Linked DNA regions of Homo sapiens: all the other regions are linked to region 1. A link is a contact called in ENCODE Hi-C or POLR2A ChIA-PET data. All regions are on one chromosome and are shown on one strand. Each heading gives the region's core, a stretch centred on a gene start or an enhancer-like site at or near the end of the contact. The rest is flanking DNA. Distances are from core to core; before and after follow the strand shown.

Evidence for each region. Hi-C counts contacts between places; a loop is a spot of excess contacts on that map. ChIA-PET counts read pairs that join two places held with the same protein, here RNA polymerase II (POLR2A). Pooled maps may share reads with other maps.
Region 2: a pooled map shows a loop between it and region 1 (1.9-fold over the local background). The contact joins two enhancer-like sites. A Hi-C loop is called at or near these places in 2 of 168 maps with a recorded cell type or tissue (B cell and PC-9), 7 of 37 single-sample maps with no recorded cell type and 1 of 50 pooled maps. POLR2A ChIA-PET finds 5 or more read pairs at or near these places in 2 of 52 experiments (HEK293T and OCI-LY7).
Region 3: a loop to region 1 is called in a map of Calu3, with 6 times the contacts of the local background. The contact joins the promoter of LINC02205 here to the enhancer-like site in region 1. A Hi-C loop is called at or near these places in 2 of 168 maps with a recorded cell type or tissue (Calu3 and breast epithelium), 5 of 37 single-sample maps with no recorded cell type and 7 of 50 pooled maps. POLR2A ChIA-PET finds 5 or more read pairs at or near these places in 2 of 52 experiments (T-cell and activated T-cell).

The regions. Positions count from the first base shown.
Region 1 is chr15:70,432,841-70,437,475 of GRCh38, reverse strand. No RefSeq gene overlaps it. Among named protein-coding and RNA genes, the nearest start is that of LINC02205, 71 kb to the left of the region's middle. RefSeq lists an enhancer at 954-1,003 and a silencer at 1,814-2,017. Within about 2 kb of position 1,940, at least 4 of the 41 ENCODE cell types and tissues checked have a DNase peak (open chromatin) inside an H3K27ac peak, as active enhancers do.
Region 2 is chr15:70,335,060-70,339,694 of GRCh38, reverse strand. No RefSeq gene overlaps it. Among named protein-coding and RNA genes, the nearest start is that of LINC02205, 170 kb to the left of the region's middle. Within about 2 kb of position 2,208, at least 2 of the 41 ENCODE cell types and tissues checked have a DNase peak (open chromatin) inside an H3K27ac peak, as active enhancers do.
Region 3 is chr15:70,503,196-70,507,830 of GRCh38, reverse strand. LINC02205 (long intergenic non-protein coding RNA 2205) reads left to right here and starts at 1,903. Exons shown (of 2, transcript NR_146562.1): 1 at 1,903-1,922; 2 at 3,706-3,924. RefSeq lists enhancers at 1,965-2,014, 3,305-3,354, 3,395-3,534, 3,635-3,774, 3,288-3,811 and 1 more.

The sequences.
Region 1 (4,635 bases), core at 691-3,190:
CTGGCCTCTAGATAGGGGAGCAATATCTCCTGACTGAGCTTCCTGGAGAAGCTGCAAGGAGCAAGGTATTTTTGGTTTGGTCCTTGAGGAAGGCACAGGGTTTCCACTGACGGAGCAGTGGAGGGAGGTTCTCCAGCAGGAGAGAGCGCCGGAACCAAGGCGGGAAGCACAGAAACATCTGCATGTTTGAGGACCAAAGTCCTCCGGCAGGAACACAGAGGCCACATGACAGAAGGGCTTATAAACTGCCATAGAGTTTGTCCTTCATCCGGTCTGTGGTGGGGAAGCCAATGATGCACCTTAAGCAGGTGAATGACACTGTGAGATTAGTTTCATTTCTTTTGAATACTGACATCATTTTTTAAAAGATACTATTTTTTCTAAAAAATTCTGTATGTTCATTACAAAAACAAATCAAACCATGCATCAAAGTACACAAAGATGCCTTTTCAACAGGTAAACATCTTCCCAAACTTCCTCTATGTATACACACAGACAAAAAGTTAGAAGGATATAGTAGAAATAAAATAAAATAAATGAAGATTTAAAAAGAGGAAAAAAGACAGAGAAATAAGAATTAACTAGTCTACCTTCTTTCACTGGGTATAGTCAAGGCTGTTTGCAATGCTTGGAACTCTGGCAACTGTCTTGTAACCATGAGGAAAACTAGTCTGAGGCAGCCGACAGACTGAGGGTAGCAGAGCAGGAAGATGGAGATAATCTGAGTTTTGGTGATGTAAGGTAGCTGCTGGCCTTCACATACAGACCACCATGTGATAACTCTGGTTGTCACATGTATGCTTTTCCTGCCTACCTAGACTCTAAATTCTCAAGACTCAAAACTGAGTAATAATGAAGCCAGTCTGTGGGATGTAAGGGCAAGAGCGTGGGCTTTGGAGTTGAACAAAGCTGCCTTTGCATTACAGCTCTGTGAGGGGGAGTTACCTAATCCCTTGATGCCTCATTTTTTTAAATCTCTGAAATGGCAATAATAAACCCGCTTCCAGAGAGGTGGTAAGCATTGCATTAGATTGCATATGTAAGGTTTCTACCACAATGCCTAGGACAGGAGGGACTCAGAAAATGATATATACATGATTATATATGAATGAATCTGAGAAAATATGAAGTATGCCACTGAGTGAAAACACAACATGGTACTTTTATTTCTTCAGTCTTTTTAGCACAAACTAGACAGACTATGAGAAGCAGAGTTCTATCTCTGAAACTTATGGGCAGATTAATTTGGGGCAAGTTCTTTTACTTCTCTAAGTTTCAGTTTCTTCAGCTGTTAAACTGAGACAAGAATATTTGAAGATTAAATAAGGCCATGCCCAAAGCACTTGCAACATGGTAGGCTCTCAATAGACACTAGTTTCCTTCTTCATGCTCTGCCCCTCCACAACACACAAGACACAGACGTGTGTTCCATAAACACGTGCTCTCTCTCTCTCACACACACACATACCTAGAACACACCCACACAAATGGACATGCACAGACACATGGACCCACACATGTGCAGACACACAGATACACAACTTTCTCAGCCCCAGAATCTTCCAGGAGGTTTTAGAAGTAGCTGTTGCTGTGTCTGTCTGCAAGACCTGTTTACAAGGCAATTATGAACTCTTTTCGCCAAATGTAGGATCTTCAAACAATGAGCACTGTTGCTTAAAGGAAGACTATTCCTGGGGGAAAATACTTTAAATGTAATTATGTCTTAGCTGCACATCTAGTAAATAACTAGACATGCACTGCTTTGAATATAAAATGTCACATTTTTGCAGATGGGACAGACAAATTTTGGCAGTCAGAGGAAGTCAGGAGAGAGAAATGAAAGAAGAAACCACATACTTCCTTTTTATTTACCTGATGTAACTGGGCCTGGCCCCGGGGGCATGGGGCTGGGAGGGCCCTGAGGGCTGGCTTTGGCTGAGACAGGTGCAGGGAAGGTGAGAAGCAGGCTGAGGAGCACAGAGAGGGAGTCTGTGTCTTGATTTCCTTTCTTGTTTACTTCTTTTGTGTCCTTTCCCACCCTCGTCACCCTGGCCTCAGTCTTCATTGAGTCTTCCCTGGGCCGCATCCTCACTAGTTTCCCCAATTGCATTCTTTCCTCCTCTGACCTGTTCTGTGTAACATCACTAATCATTTGTTCCCTGAAATAGCACTTTCCTCTTGCCACTCTTGCTCAGAAACCTCCCTATTTCTCCCTTTCGCGTCTTTGCTTCCTTGGCTTCTCAGTGGAATGAAACAGTCTTTTCACCAGGACTCCCCAGCACGCAGCTGGGCAGTGCAATTTCCATGGTCTCCAGAGCAGTCTGGTCCTAGAAACCATGAAGTCCAGCCTTAAGCCACAGAGCTACAGTCATGTGTCTTTCAAAGCCCAGAAGACCTTGTTCATTGCATGACCTGGACAACTCTCCTGACCTACCTTGTACTCCTCTTCCCAACCTGTCTCTTCTCTACTGATTTTTCTTTCTGTTTCACCTACCTTGGCTACTGGGGCTGGTTCCTTTCCCCTATTTACCCAACTTTGACCTTTGGCTTTCCTCCTAGCAGGAGGTTTGGATTTTCCCTCTGGCCAGGCTTTCATTCCTTTATCTACTAAGTACTTATACAGGACTTACTGGTGCCAGGCTACATTTATGGAGGCACAAAGAGTGTCTCCTATCTGGAAGAAGAGGCCATTAGACAATTCACTGTGTGTGTGTGTGTGTGTGTGTGTGTGTGTGTGTGTGTGCGCGCGCGCGCGCGCGGGTGGAGCGGGGGGGTGGTTGGGGGTAGGAAGATGCACAGAGGAATAAATTGTTGTCCTTGAACTCTGGCAACTAACCAGAGGTCAGCCAATAGTATTTTATCCTTAATTGATTTATCAGATTAAGCTTTAATGGAGCAGGGAGGAAGTAGGAGCAAGCCAGGAAGCCATTACAATGGAAGAGATTGTGCTCAAGAATTCCATTTGATCTTCAAACAACCCCAAGAAGGAGGGGTTTTCCCCATTGTCCACCCAGGGAAGCAGGCTCAGAGAGGCCAGCTGACTTTCCTAAGGTCACCCAGCTGGCAGTAGAGGGTCCTGGCAGCCTGATGGCATTGTTGGGTGCACTCCTGAGGCCACGCTGATCCCAGGGCAGGGAAGAATGCCAGGCACCCCTGGTCAATGTCGCTTCCTGATCAGCCTTCTAAGGATCGTCCGGGTCTGCAAGTCCCTTCCACGGGTTGACTAAAGCTGCCTCTTTGCTCTGGAAACCCTCTACCTTCCCTCACTGGCTCATCTTCCTGGCTTCTCTTTGCCTTGGCCCTGGGGGCGGAAGGGGAACAGCTGAGTTGTCATCTAAGCTTGCATCTTCCAGGGCAGCAGAGGAAAAGGACATTGATTTATGATCAAAAAGGCGAAGGAGGATGCCGTGGGGAGGACGCTGGTCGGCAGGGGTGGGTGGGCGATAAGAGAGAACTAGAAAGAATAAAAAGAATCCCTAAGCCTTAAAAACAGAGCTTGCCCTCTGATTCCTGGGTAGGCGTGGGTTGAAAATCTTTCATGTAAAACTGAAATGGAATCACGAATGAGGAGAAATCATCTTGGGGCTTGGGTGTGCCTTACAGGACTGAATTAAATTTAAAATGTATTGATTTCCCCTGCTGATTAACAGGCCTGGCACGCGAGAAGGGCGGCAGCCCAATAAGCAGCTGGCACCGCTGTCCCAGTCCACCAGCGTCCCCTGCTGCATCCCATGTCACCTTGAGTCCTGGCAATTTTCTAATTAGCCCAATGGGTTATGATTTGAAGCCGGAAGAGCCAATTAGCAGGAGTCTCCTTTGACCTCCAGTTTGGGGTGATAGGAGACGAGGTAATGACTTCAGACAGAGGGAGGGAAAAAACAAAACTAAAAATAAAAATAGAAAATATCAAGAGCAAAGACCGAAATCTTTTTGGTTTCCTGATTAATAACCCTGTCATGCCGATCACAAGCTCTAAACAGCAATGCTGGTTGCAGCTGAATTTTTTATACTTTCTATTAATCTTTAATGATAGCTTGGTCACCTAGTCTCTTTTATCTTGTCAGATAAATGTATGGTTAACAGGATAATGAGATTTCTAAAGCCCCATTCCAGCTCCCAGCTATCGAGTGCAGGCGGTGACCTCTGACCCCTGGCAGACAGCGGCACCAGGGCGCTCGTAATTGGTAGGTGTGCTGGGAATGCATTGGAAGCTGACTGATGGTTTAAACTTTGATTTGAGGTCAGCAGGGTCACCGAGCTCTGGAAGACCAGCCTGGTTTTATTACCAGCTGCCTCTGATGGGGATATAATTAGATTTAGCTATTGCTTTATTAATAAGTAATCGCTTCCCCCACTGCTGTGGGTGGGCAAATGTATTCCTTGAATAATTTGAGGACACTAGTCTGGCTTTATTAATAAGAATATATCATGTGTATTTGGCCAGGGGCAGACACCCATCTGGATTTCTGGACTTTGCAGGAACTTTATCATTTTTACTCATTTGCAGTATTGAATACATCAATACATCAGAAGGCTGTGCCTTCCGAAATCCATCCTTGCCTCAGGAACCTCTAACTTTCTGATGTCATAGGGGACCTTTGTTTTGGTCTCTTTCCAATGACTTAAGAGTAAAAA
Region 2 (4,635 bases), core at 959-3,458, 98 kb after region 1:
TTTAATGTCAGTCTCTCTCACCTACTCTTTACACAGTGTGGACCAGTGGTCTGCTTAAAGAGTAGTCCACACTATGTAAAGAGTAGGTGAGAGAGGCTGACATTAAAGAAGTCTTACTGTAATAGCTGTCTGGGCTGGGCCTATACTGTGGTCAGGAGTCTGACCTCTGGGAATGTCCAGTCACATCTTAGCATGTCCGAAGTGAAATATCAGTCAAACATACTCAGCTGCTTCACGGTACTCTCACAGTGACCCAGGACACAGCAAGACAAGGGAGGGAATATATTTTTTTAATTAATTTATTTTTTAATTATACTTCAAGTTCTAGGGTACATGTGCACAACGTGCAGGTTTGTTACATATGTATACATGCACCATGTTGGTGTGCTGCACCCATTAACTCGTCATTTACATTAAGTGTATCTCCTAATGCTATCCCTCCCCCCTCCCCCCACCCCACAACAGGCCCCGGTGTGTGATGTAAGGGAGGGAATATTTATGGAGCACCAATTCAGGGCCAGGTGCCATGCTGGGCACTTTATATACTTTACATCATTTAATTATCAGAACAACTCTAGAAACTCAGAAATGGTATCCCTATTTTGTACATGAGGAATGCAAGGCCCAGAGTAGGTAAGTCGTTTGCACAGTCAGCAGCTTTGCAGGTGTGGGAAATAGGATTTGAACTCAGATTTGTCTGACGCCAAGGCTGGTCAGTGCTCCTTGGACACTTTGGTGGCTCCCTTATTGACATAAAGCTGGCCTAAAGCCACTGAGCAGTACAGATTAGAAGGGGTGTGGACTCATGGAGACAATAACATGATGTCTGGGATTTGCTTCAAAATAACACAAGAGTGTGGGGAGGCAGATAGGATTAGAGATAAAAGGCTGGCTGTGAGATGATCGATGATGCTAAAGCTGGGTGGTGGGCACCGAGGGGTTCGTCAAACAGTTCCAAATAAATATTTGAAATTTTTAATTACAAAAATGTTTAAAAAATATAGCACTTTCTCCAGAAGTCAGTGCCCCTTCCCAGTACCCCATAGCACTCATACATATCTGTCACTGCCCTAAATCCACTGTGCCACCTTAGAGTAAATTTTTTTTTTTTTGACGGACTCTCCCTCTGTTGTCCAGGTTGGAGTGCAGTAGTGTGATTTCGGCTCACTGCAACCTCTGCCTCCTGGGTTCAACTGATTCTCCTGCCTTAGCTTCCTGCATAGCTGAGACTGCAGACGCCCACCGCCATGCCTGGTTAATTTTTGTATTTTTAGTAGAGGCGGGTTTTCACCATGTTGGCCAGCTGGTCTTGAACTCCTGACCTCAAGTGATCTGCCTGCCTCAGCCTCCCAAAGTGCTGGGATTACAGGTGTGAGCCACCACACCCGGCCAAGAGTCATCTTTCAAAATGTGTCCCTCCAAGTCTCCGAGCTCTGTGAGGATAAAGGTGGTGTTTGTCTTGTTCATTTAATACATTTTTATAGAAATGAATAAATGACAAGAGTCTGGTGCACAGTGAACATTCAACACATGTTTACTGAATGAATAAAAAATCCAAATAACTGGGTCCTGAAGGCTGGCTGTGTTTTGACAAGCACATAGCTATAGAGAGGGCGTGCAGGGCAGGGGGACTGACTTGAGCAAAGGCACAAGCAGCAAACAGGCCAAATTTGGAGGTGAGTGTCGGGGGATGTCCAGCCACAGCCAAGACAATAGTCATCAGTGATAATGTGCTGCCCGAGCTAGCTGGAGTGGCCAGTTTTTAATAACTTATATTTCACAGACACAGCACTGACATTTTGTTTAATCGCCAAGGCAGGGTCAATCTCCTGCCGTGGCTGTGGAAAGTGAGGCTCTCAATTTCAGTCACAGCTCATTAATTGAAGAAAGTTGGCCAGTGTGCGCCTGGTGGACGGCAACTCCAAATGGATGTCGACACGTTTTTGAGGACTTGAGGGAAGCAAAAGAAATCAATTAAGGGGACAGCTTGGAGTTCCATTTGGGAATCTAAATCCGGATGCATTTCCTAATATTCCTTTGCAACAGAGAGAAAGAGAACACCTCCTTCTCCACACCACGCCAAGACCTAGTACCACATGGAAACTGGGGACTGCAAAGGCCAGAGCAGGACCCTGGGATGGTTTGGGGTCAAGTAGCCCTGGCGGGGCCGGCCTGTATCCTGAGGTTCTGCAGGCTATGTGGCGTCTGGTCTCCCGCCAGCCTTCCTGATAAAAACCATACTCCACCACTGGCTTACGTTGAGGGCCGCTGGAGGCCTGCAGGGCTTAGAATACCTTCAAAGGCCTGCCTTGCACAGATGGACTTATTCCACCAAAGCACAAGTCACGCAGATAGTGATGACAACAATGTAAATGTATGAAGCCTTTTATAGTTTGCAAAGAGCTTCCACATCCCTGATCTCCTCTTGCCCTCCCAACAACTATGGGAAAGTGGGAAGGAGGGAGGGGGGTCAGAAACTGAGGCTCAGAGCAGTGACGTGACGTGCCCAACATGGTGCAGCAGGGAGGCAGTAGAGCAGGATGCTCCCCTCTCATCTGGGTGTGTGATCCTTTCCAGGGATGCTGACCTTAAATCAGGTGAGAACACAGGTCTCCACTCTCCCAGATCTCATAGCCTGTCTTGGCATTTGTTATCAAGGACACTGAAACCAAGTAGGAGGATTTCTGTATGGTCTTCTTGTCTCCTAGAATTATTCATGGCTCCCATTGTCTCCTGGAAATATTGAAGACTTCCACCTTCCAGATCTGCCTCTCTCTGAATTGTTTAAGTTATTTTGTGTCTTTGGAATATCAATCAGTCTTGGAGGGGTGACGCAACAGATTCGGAGAAGGCAAAAGGAACATAAAGGTGTCTGGTATAATAATTCCTCTTGTCATCGCATCTTGAATTTCTCAAAGGGCCTTGGCGTTTGCTGTCTTATTTGAAATAAGCAGTAGCCTTATGAGCTGCCTGGGAAGATTATGATCACCTTCTTCCTTAAGGAGGAGGAAATGAAGGTGCTGAGCAGCTCTATGTCTTGTTCAACGTCTTGCTTCTGCCTTTTCCACTTTCTGAAGTTTTAAAAACAGGAAGTCAGTCTTACTCTCACTTTTAGAATGAGACACTTGGAGAGGATGGTCAGGAAGAATTTTTACCTTTATTTTTAGGAAACTGATTTTAGGTGCTAATTAATACAAATATTTAAATACCCGATTGCTTCTTTTGTTCTTTATTCTCTTTGTGTCTGAAATGTAAGCTTCTCTTCTCTCCCCACCCGCCTTGAAGCTAAAATGTTCAATTTTAGGCGCCCTGACTTAGCGTAGGTGGGGTGTCTGGTCAAGGTGGGGTAGAGCCCAGGAGTAATTGAGAAAACTCCTCTCCCTTTGATGTTTGCTCAGAATTCCCCTGTAGGCAGAGAGGAGGGTTCCCCATGCAGGGGATTTGATGCCGTCTAAGTTCACAGTTTCTATTAGGGCTTATCATTATGTATTATAGCCAGATGTTAATCTGCCTGTTTTCCCCAGTAGACTGTGAGAGATCAGGGAGCAACACATCTGCATCTGGCAATAGAGGAATTTTGGACAGGGGTGTGTGTAGGAGTTAACCAGACGTGGGACATATCATGATAAACCAGGGAGTAGGAAAGAAACCCTGAATAAAAGCAGGGCCCAGAGAGATGGAAAGGAAGAGATGGAGCTTTTTAGGATGTGGAATCTGTGTCAATCTCTACAACGAACCAGGGAGGAGTCAAGAACGAGCTCTCAGATTCTAGTTTGGACAACCAGGTAGATTCATGGTAAGACCTTGATCAGAGCTGGGGAGCATAGGAGAAGATGCATCATGGATGGGGAAAACCGGGATGGTTTAGTTCTGAATGGATTGAGTCTAAGGTACCTGGGGGTCTGGAGTACAGATATAAAACTGGGCAGATACCAGCCTCTTGGTGGTACTTAAAGCCATGGCACTGTGGAATTTCTGGTCCCTTTTAGTGCCCACAGGCTGAGCCTCTGTCTCTGTAACCTACTACCTGGCTCCCTGATGGCTCTGAATGATCTAAAACTACTAGACATCGAAATTTCTCATGTTCCTTTTTGACTTCCTCCACATACTTATGATAAGGATTCCTGACGCTATGTGAATCTTATTCAGTAGCCCTTTCTAAAGCATTAAAGGTCGCCTAGCAGCAAGATACAACAAGAGTAGCAAAGAAACCTGGTTTCAAGACTTGGCTCAGCTGATAACTACTATGTGATATTGGGCAGGTCACTGTTTCCCTCTGGGCATCACTTTTCCAAAACTTTGATAGTGAAGTGGCTAAGTTCCTATGCTGGTAGTGTCAGAATAGCTTCTATTAGATTATCCCATAAAAAACAGTTTTAATGCATGAAAAAAAGTATTAAAAACAAACACTCAAAAGCATTAGAGAGCTGCCAAAATGAGGCAGAAACTAGAGTGAGCTTAAGAAAATAACCTTACTGGGTGAAATTCATGTTTAATTGGCTTTTCCCCTGAGCACACAGTGCCCCTGTTTTCATGGCATGGGGTAACTAGAACTCAAGTAGAAAACTGTGGTCTTTCTGACTTTGGGTATCAGAGGTTGGAGCTCAAGGGCGCCAGAAGAACCTGGAATAAAGG
Region 3 (4,635 bases), core at 654-3,153, 70 kb before region 1:
CTTTTTTTTTTTTTTTTTTTTTTTGAGACAGGGTCTCATCTTGACACCTAGGCTGGAGTGCAGTGGCACAATCACAGCTCACTGCAACCTCAACCTCCTAGGCTCAGTAGACCCTCCCACCTCAGCCTCCTGAGTTGCTGGGACTACAGGTGCGTGCCACCACACCCTGCTAATTTTTTGTGTGTGCCTGTATTTTTTGTAGAGGTGGGGTTTCTCCTTGTTGCCCAGGCTGGTCTTGAACTCCTGGGCTCAAGTGATTCACCCACCTTGGCCTCCCAAAGTGTTGGGATTGCAGGCATGAGCTACGGCGCCCAGCCTGATACTCATCTTTGCACAGTCTACACAACAGTAGTGGATAATGGACAGATGGAGACCCATCCTGGCATGGAGGTTCTGAGCTTCAGTTCTCACCTGACCTGGTGGTTGGACATGTGGCTCCAGTAACCCCTTCTGGGGGAGAGACTCTGCTTGAGTCACACTGGGTGCCCCTCAGTGCCGAGCACAGGTATCTGGCCCAGAGCACTGCTGGGCAACAGACCAAGGAGGATGGTGCTGGAGGACATTTGGGTGTGGTGAGAGGCTATCCCTTCCCCCTGATTTGCCGCTCTATACCGCCTCTGTCAGGGTTGTAGGACCCTTACCAGGCAGGGAGAGATGGTGATTGTTTTGTGGTCATTCCCCTGTAATTTGCTTCATATCATCTTTGCATGATTTGTAACTGCCCATCAGGTTCATCTTGCCTGCTGTCTAGACAGAGCCAATTTATCAAGATAGGGGAGTTGCAATAGAGAAAGAGTTCAATTCATGTAGAGCCGGCTGTACGGGAGACTGGAGTTTTATTATTACTTAAATCAGTCTCCCTGAGAATTCAGGGATCGGTGTTTTTAAGAATAATTTAGTGGGTAGGAGGACAGTGAGTCAGGAGTGCTGATTGGTTGGCTTGGGGATGAAATCATAAGGAGTCAAAGCTGTCCTCTTATGCTGAGGCGGTTCCTGGGTGGGGGCCACAGAAGTGGTTGGCAGGTCCAGCTGGGGCCATCAGGTTGCCAGACATGCAAAAAACTGAAAAGTTATCTCAAAAGGCCAATGTTAGGTTCTACAACAGTGATGTTATCTTCAAGAGTAATTGGAGAAGTTGTAAATCTTATGACCTCCAGAACAATAGCTGATAATAATTAGAATTCAAGCCCCTCTTATCCTAACTTGGTGGCCTTTTATTTGTTTTACAAGAACACGTTAGCTTTTGGGAAGAGCTGTTATTTAAACTATAAATGTCTCCCAGAGTTAGCTTGGCCCAAGCCCAAGAATGAGCAAAGAGAGCCAACTTGTGAGGCTTGAGACAAGATGGAGTCAGCCCTGTCAGGTTTCTCTCACTGTCATAATTTCCTTAGTTATGATTTTTGCAAAGGCGGTTTCAGATTTGCCTTTTACTAAAACACACAGGCTTGCACTTCATCTTGAGTGAGTGTGTGTGCATCTCTGGCTGGTCCTCCAGAGCTGGGTCCAGCAGGCCAATCCCTGTGCCCCTCTGGAGTTTCTCCAAGGCCACCCTGGGCATTTCCAGTAGGATATTGTTGCTCCACATCAGGGCTCCTGCCAGCAGCGTAGCTGTGCTCCACACAGAAGTCCCTCAGCTGGTGACCACAGAATAATGAATGCCAATCTGGATGTTAGTTTGCACACATTTGCATACCCCAGGGGTCTGCCTGGCCTGTGAGGTCTTTCTGACTCTGAGCAGCTATGATGCTGTGATTAACCTCACAAATGCATAATGGATCTTGAGGTCCTTTCCCGGCAGAGATGTTGGGGAACTAATGCAACCCCCTGCCTTTTCTCTTAAGCTGCCTTCAGGGCTGATATCATGGGTTGGTCAACTGCCTGAGATTTCTTCCTCTATCTGGGGTTAGCAAGACACCTAAAAGGTAATCCTCCCCACCTCTCCCCACCCGCATAGTGCTATTAGTCAGCTACACCTGAGTGTGAATTACTTTAGTCAGATTTCTTTCCCATTAATATCCTCAAGGGAAGGGGATTTAATAGAAGTAGAGTGAGTGCCTAAATTACTCACGGAGCCCTGGGCAGGTTCTGCCTTTCAGCATGACTCATCTTTGTGTGGTCTGCACAAACAGCCAAGTATAAAGGATAAGAAGGGAGCTGCCCCTGGCACCAGAAGCCCTTGTCTGGGCAGATGGAAGTGTTATGGGGAGGGAAGGCCCCAGAAGAATTGGGGAGAGGGGTATCCCTCATGGACTTTGCTCTCACATGGGGTGTAGTTGGCCATTCAATCACCTCTGGTCTGCTGCCCACTGCCTGTCTTGCTGTCTGGATGTCTAAGACAACCCTAAGACGCCTGGATGTCAGAGCCTGTGGTGCAAACATTTGGCTGCCAGCAAGGGTCACTGTTCTGGTTTTCAAGGCCAAATCAGAGTGGGTTTTTCTGGGGTTTGGGAGCAGCAGGAGCTAGAAGGTAAAGGGCTGACACCTTGTTAGGGGTGGGTGGTGTTCACTCCCACCAGGAATTCTTTTGCAGCCAAATAACAGAGAAGCTTCAGGCTTGAATTTGGCCCACAAATCTGAGCCCTCATAATGGAGATGTGGGAGTCCCTAAGCCCCCGTGTTGGGGTGCCGTGGGGGTGCCCGTCAGACGCCCCCGTGCCGCAGGTGGGCAGATGGACCCAGCGGGCCGCTCCCCTCTGCAGTCTCAGCTCCTCCTCATGGGCACCTGTGGGGCACCACATGCAGCTGAAATGTCGGGGCCTGGGACTGCCTCGCCGGGGGGCGCTGGGTAGCTCATGCCCCCTTGTCTGTGCAGTGAGAGGTTCCCTGAGGAACATTCTGGAGCTGGCATCTTAGCTCCGCCACTCGTCACCAGGCAGTACCCCGAGGTTCAGGTGCTGGCATCGGGGGAGGAGCTTCTGCAGGTCACACCGGACGTTGGGCTCTGTTGAGCCCAGAGCCTCTCAGGAGCTGGCCGAGTGTGCAGCTGGTGGAGGAAGCTCAGTGCTTCCTGTCCCCAGGCGCTCCCTTGATGACTGCCAGGAACCTTGAGGTTAGAGGGTGCTGATCTGGCTTTCAGGAGATTCCCCCACCCCCACATTGACACAGCTCTGGGAAGAAGCAGCACTTCAGCTGCCCTCAGTGACACTGGGATTACAAAGAAGAAAGGCCCCAGGACACAGCGTGTCATTCATGGGAACAAGACGGGGTGGAGAGGGGAGGCCACCTCAAAGACACATTCCTCCCTGGTCCTGATGTCCTCCCTCTACATGCAGAGCTTCACTGATTCCACCTGGAGCTCACAGTCACTTTGGGGAGGGGTGTTGCTGGCATAAGGCTCCTCTCCTGTCTCACAGATGGGAACACTGAGGCTCATGGTGACTTGCCCAAGACCACAGAGCTGAGATTCAGCAGAGCCAGGCCTTGTGGCTGTGAGTAAGGCACAGCTGGCCTGGGGCCATAAGTAGACCCAGGGGAATTTAGGGGAACTCTTACAAGTTTTGGGAACCACGTGGCCACTTCAGGGTCAGCCCCTATCCCAGCTGTCTTGGAGGCAGTGTTCCCTGCTGGGGTTCAAGGCTTTAGGGGATGGGCTTTTGGTGCTGAGGGAAGAAACCCTGAGAGCTGCAGGCTGGGCCCAGCTGTGAGGTTTCAGAAATAGAAGTGTTTTCAAAGGTTGACAAAGACAACTCCATCCTCTGTTTACAGCAGAAGCAACTGAGGCCCAGAGGAGCAAAGGCCCCCAAGCAAGGTCTCCAGCAGGCTGGGAGCACGGTGGAAATGGAGCCCGCTCCCCTGTCTTCCACTGCCTGTTTAAGAGAAGAGCAGCCGCGAGGCCCTGGGCTGGTCTCGGGGGTGAGCTCTGCTGTGGATACCCGCCATGGCTTGTCTTCCCCGCCCACAGATAAATGCAACCTTTCTCTTCTACGCTCTCCCTGGGCGGCTGCGTTTGTACCCCTCTCTCTATTCTCTGCCCTCCCACTTCACTGCCTGCTTCAACATTTGTTCCTTCATGCATTCATTCATTCAGCTGTTTATGGGTGTCTCCTTGTGCCAGGCTCTGTGCTGGGCAGAGACTGGGTCTCTGCACACTCTAGAAAAGGGACAGAAGCTTCACCTGGTTAACCCCCCCTATGTAGAATGACAGGCTGTGATTTGTGGTGTGAAGAAAAGGGACAGGGTGCGAGGAAAGGGTGTGACCAAGTCCTGGCCCCAGGCCAGGGAGCCAGGGGACTCTTGTAGGAAGCTTCTTGCAGGAAGCGACATTATTCTAACCCCTTCCTTCACACCATCAGCTCCCCTGAGACAGGAGCCTCAGCATCCAGCACTCTGCTGTCTGCAGAGAGCACAGAAGGTGCACAGTGAGCGCTCTGCCCAGCTTGGGGGGCGGTTTGGGGAGTGGAAATGGCTTACTTTCTGGCCTGTGATGGTCTTGCTGCATGAAACATGGGGCGACTTCGGTTCTTTAACCTCCTTGGGCCTCAGTTTCTACATTTGAATACTGAGGATGTAAAGGCCCACTCTGAAAGTGGTGACAAATGGAAGGCCCCTTCTCTCCTTCCATGTGACACTGTGAGAATCAGTGTCTCAAGTTTTCTTGCCTATTACTTTTGACTAGTTTCTTTTTCACCTTGTGAT